2 separate regions of the Mus musculus genome follow, and region 1 is linked to region 2. A link is a loop called in an ENCODE intact Hi-C map of the cell type or tissue named here. Cell type or tissue: left cerebral cortex. All regions are shown on one strand.

Evidence for each region. Peaks named below come from ENCODE experiments on the same cell type or tissue, not always from the same donor. Only the 100,000 strongest peaks of a DNase experiment are listed, where the experiment ranks them.
Region 1: a loop joins it to region 2, with 2.7 times the contacts of the local background. A loop is called at or near these places in 4 of 42 quality-filtered maps.

Annotation. Positions count from the first base shown.
Region 1 is chr6:119,946,283-119,948,782 of GRCm38, reverse strand. Wnk1 (WNK lysine deficient protein kinase 1) reads left to right here. Exons shown (of 28, transcript NM_001199084.1): 19 at 1-808; 20 at 2,463-2,500. Among named protein-coding and RNA genes, the nearest start is that of Rad52, 45 kb to the right of the region's middle. In left cerebral cortex, a CTCF peak has its summit at 1,398; no DNase peak of the experiment used is centred here.
Region 2 is chr6:120,413,576-120,416,075 of GRCm38, reverse strand. It overlaps Kdm5a (lysine (K)-specific demethylase 5A), which reads right to left. Exons shown (of 28, transcript NM_145997.2): 20 at 722-860. Among named protein-coding and RNA genes, the nearest start is that of Gm24592, 34 kb to the right of the region's middle. In left cerebral cortex, no CTCF peak of the experiment used is centred here; no DNase peak of the experiment used is centred here.

The sequences.
Region 1 (2,500 bases), 470 kb after region 2:
CACTCCATTCCCAGGCATGGCTTCACAGCCATCCCTTCCACTTAGTAGCAGCACCTCTGCTCCTACTCTAGCTGAAACAATGGTGGTTAGTGCACACTCACTAGACAAGGCATCTCACAGTAGTACAGCAGGATTGGGTTTGTCCTTTTGTGCGCCATCCTCTTCCTCCTCCTCTGGAACAGCTGTGTCTACTTCTGTTTCTCAGCCTGGTATGGTTCATCCTTTGGTCATCTCATCAGCTGTAGTTTCTACACCTGGCCTCCCCCAACCAGTAGTACCTACTTCTACACCTTTATTACCCCAAGTACCTAATATCCCACCCTTGGTACAACCTGTTGTTAATGTGCCTGCTGTACAGCAAACACTCATTCACAGTCAGCCTCAACCAGCTCTGCTTCCCAACCAGCCTCACACACACTGTCCTGAAATGGATGCTGATACCCAATCCAAAGCTCCTGGGATTGATGATATAAAGACTCTGGAGGAAAAGCTGAGATCTCTCTTTAGTGAACACAGCTCATCTGGAACTCAGCATGCTTCTGTCTCCCTAGAGACACCTTTAGTAGTAGAGACGACTGTCACACCGGGCATCACTACCACTGCTGTAGCACCAAGTAAACTCATGACTTCCACTACAAGTACTTGCTTACCACCAACCAGTTTACCATTAGGAGCAGCTGGCATGCCAGTTATGCCAGTAGGCACACCTGGGCAGGTTTCTACCCCAGGCACACACGCTTCAGCCCCAGTCGGCACTGCAACAGGAGTAAAACCTGGAACAACTCCCCCAAAGCCAACTAAGACTGTGGTAAGAGTCATCATACAATGACTAAATAAATATGATTACTTTTCTTTCCTCTCAATAATTACATGTTTTCAGCTGAGTCTTGCAAGTTATGAAGGTGCCTGGCATATAAACTCGTCTCTCAGTCTTAAAGTGACAACAGTTTTAGGATCTAAGTATAGGTAACACAAGAATGTTCTCTTAGTTTGGAATGTGGCTAGATTTTTAGGTTATATTGAACAGTTTTCTTAGAATGTAGAATTATCAGGTAAAATAAATAATGGTCAAGTAAAATACAGGTTTTTCCCTGGGTCTTATGCCTCATGTCTATTACCCCAACACTTGAAGACAGAAGGTAGTTACAAGTTACAGGAAAGCCTGGGCACTACAATGAGTTACAGGCCAGTCTTGGCTATAGAATAGGGCTTTGTCTCTAAATAAAGAAATAGGAAAGAAAAGAAAAAAAACCAAGGGCTCAGCATTTAAGAACACTGCTCTTTCAAATAACCCAAATTTGGTTCCCAGAAGCCATGTGCAGAAGACTTAATAACAACCTCTGGATCTGACCTCTCCTGGCCTCTGCAGGCAACTGCATTCAGAATGCTCATACTCCCACAAAGACATGCATAGATATAAATAGTTTAACAATATAAGTCTGTTGAAAAGGACAGGTTATTTCTACGGGATTGGTAGATATTAAAGAATTCTACATCCCAAAAAGGAGCAAAATGTATTGACCAATAAAGGAATATTTTATCATCTTTTAGTTGAGAATGAATATTCCTTATTGTAGATTCCTTTGATAAAAATTGGGAGTTAATAAAAAGTTGAAGTTGGGCTGGAGAGATGGCTAAGCAGTTAACTTCTAGAGGTCCTGAGTTCGATTCCTAGAACCACGTGTTGGCTCATAGCCATCTGTAATGGGGTCTGATGCCCTCTTCTGGTGTGTCTGAAGAGAGTGACAGTGTACTCGTAAACAATAAATAAAGTTGGAAGTTGATAAAAGTGATTGAAAATGAAAGAGGAAATAATAGCATTCTAGAAATCCAATAAACAGAAACTATTTAATTGTGCTGTTGCAGATGTCCTCTCATTCTGATATCTTCATCCTCTTTCTGTGCCAATAGAATAATATAATTTTATGCCTTTGTTATCAGTCATGACCTTTGTTTATTTCTAAATCTGCTTGTTTTCTTTGAAATGTCTTATTTATCTCATATGAGCAACTTCAAAAATTTGTTGGTGGCTCTTTTTTTGGCACTTGATGCCTGGTGCCCAACAAAGTCAGAAAAGGGCATCAAATCCCCTAGAACTGGAGTTTTGAGCCACAATGTTGATTCTGGGAACAAAACTTGGGTTCTCTATAAGAGCAGCTAGTGCTCTTAACTGCTGAGCTGTCTCTTCAGCCCCTAACTGTACTCTTATCTGTCTACTTAAAAATTTTGTTCTTTTTGTTTCCCTTCTCATTGCATTTTATCATTTGTTTCATAGTTGTTTGATTGTAACTGTCATACTAGTGTCTTTGGTATGTTGTCCTTTAAAACAGACTGAAAAGTGTAATTTAAATGCTATAAGTAGACACATTTTAGTATCGTTCTGCTTTTAAATTAATTTTTTCTTAGTATATATTTTTTACCAATGGTAGCTCATAGACTTGAATTTTCCTTCATTATTATAGGTGCCACCAGTGGGTACTGAACTTTCAGCCGGTACTGT
Region 2 (2,500 bases):
ATAAGTCATGTGACCTGAAGAGCTGTCCTAGTAAAAGAATCTACTCACTCAGAGCCTTCAAGCCAGTATTTTACCAAAGGGAAGGACGGACAGACAGTTCTTAAAAATCATCAAGAAGGTAAGTTAGAAGTAGTGGTACATGACTTTAAGCCCAGTCCTGAGACAGCAGAAGCAGGCAGATCTCTGTGAATTGGAGGCCAGGCAGCTCTATGCAGTTAAGTCCAGGCCAGTTTCCAATGTGTAAGAAACTCATATTCATGAGCTCACTTAATTCTTTTCACACTCTCACAAGGCAAACAAAGCAGCTGCCATCTTTATTTCTATTTTACAGACAAGAAAACTATTTTATTTCTCAAAAAAGTAACTGAATGTAGTACAACTCTATTCTGAGTTTCAGACCAATCAGAGCTACACAGTGAGACCCTGTCTCAAAAAAACAACACCCCTCCCCCCAAAAAGAGTAAAAACTGTGAAATAATTTGTAGTCATAAAATTTATACCTGCCCCTTTCTCTGAAAAGTTGATTATCTAACTCTACAGCTTTCCTAATCAAAACTAGTTACCTTTAAATATTTACCTTTAAATATTCTGAATTTTAAGATCATAGGAAAGAATAGATGAACTATTACTTTATTATGCATATTCTAATGAAGTAAGGCTTATTAATTTATTTATAAGAACGTAATACCTGACAGGTAGGCTAATCTGAACGTTTCTTTACCTGAATAGCTTCCACTTTAGCTGTCCATTCACGAGCCTTTTGTAAGGCTTCTTTTAAGGACAACACATTGGGTAGAAAGGCTGGAATGTTCTTGGCTTCATTCACAATATTTTCTAAATTTGCCATACTGTGCCGAGGTCTAAATGAACAATAAAACAGTAAGATACTATGTAAAAGTCCAATTACTAAAAGAATTAAAATAGCATTTTCCAGTGTGTAAGAAACTCATATTCATGAGCTCACTTCTTTTCACACTCCCACAAGGCAAACAAAGCAGCTGCCATCTTTATTTCTATTTTACAGACAAGAAAACTATCTTATTTCTCATAAACTAATTGACAAACCTGATGTACTGACTCAGAATGAGTCTTCACTCCAGGTTCCTTTTACTACTTACTACTTAGTCCTAGACTACCTCTACTCTACCTCTCTAAAATACATGCAATGATCAGAGGTGGGCATGGCTAGCAACACATTTATGATGATCTTATTCTCATTCATCAAAATCCAAGAATCACACTGGTATTGGAACAAATTATTTTGGGCTCATAGCCACAGGCAATAGTAAGTAATTCTGCCTAGAGACTTAAAAGTGCTTTAACGAAGGCTCTAAAAAAGTACATTACCTAATGAAAGAAAGTGAAAAAAAAAAAAGTATGGACAAAATTTGTTTTTAAGCAGTCAGTTTCATCTTGAGACTGAAGACTTTACGGTAGGTGCAGGAATGATGGAGTGTGAGTGAGTGTGAACTAGGAGAGTGTGGGCAGTGACACATAAAGGATTCTGAGCCCCACACATCCACTATGTAAAGCAGTGGGAAGCTTCAGTCTTATCATCATGAATTGAATTCCATGTTAGGAGACATGGGAAAATTCAATGGCATTAGCTAAAACAACAAAACAAAACAAACAAACAAAAACCAGAAGGCATTTACCAAAGAAACTTGTTATTGATTAAAATATTATGAGTTAGGATACTGTGGTGATGTATGCCTTTAATGCCAGCACCTGATGGATCTCTGTGAGTTCAAGGCCTAGTCTACATAGAAAGTTCCAGGTCGGGCTAGAGAGATGGCTCAGCATTTAAGAGCACCGACTGCTCTTCCAGAGGTCCTGAGTTCAATTCCCAGCACCCACATGGTTGCTTACAACCATCTGTAATGGACATACATAAAATAAATAAATCTTTAAAAAAAAAAAAGTTCTAGGACAGTCAGAGCTACATGGCAAGACCCCCCCCCCACATCTTAAAAAAAGTTTTGCTATATAAATATATACAAAGATGGTAAATAAAGCCATGAAATTTCCAAGGAAACTTTATATAGAGTAAAAAGAAGAGGCTGTTATTTCCATAAAAAAGCCATCATTTAAGCAGCAAAGAAAAGGCAAATGGAAGATACAGTAATCAATGCTAAGAGATCAAATGTACTAAGATATGGTTCAGAAGGCTTGAAAGCTCAGTCAGTCAGAAATAGAAAATTACACTACCACCTTTTTTTCCTCTTTTTTTTTTTTGACTTTTTGATATAGAGTTTGTGTAGCCCTGGATATCCTGAAACTTCTTTTGTAGACCAGGCTGTCCTAGAATTCACAGAGATCTGCTTGCCTCTGCCTCTCGATTGCTGGGATTAAAGGCATGTGCCACCATCACCTGGCCAGACACCAGCACTTTTTATTTTATTTTCTTCAAGATATTAAGTATCTAAAATTCATTTATCTACCATTTTTTCCTCACTGAAATCTTAGCACTATAGAAATTGGGACCTTCTGGGTCTTGTTT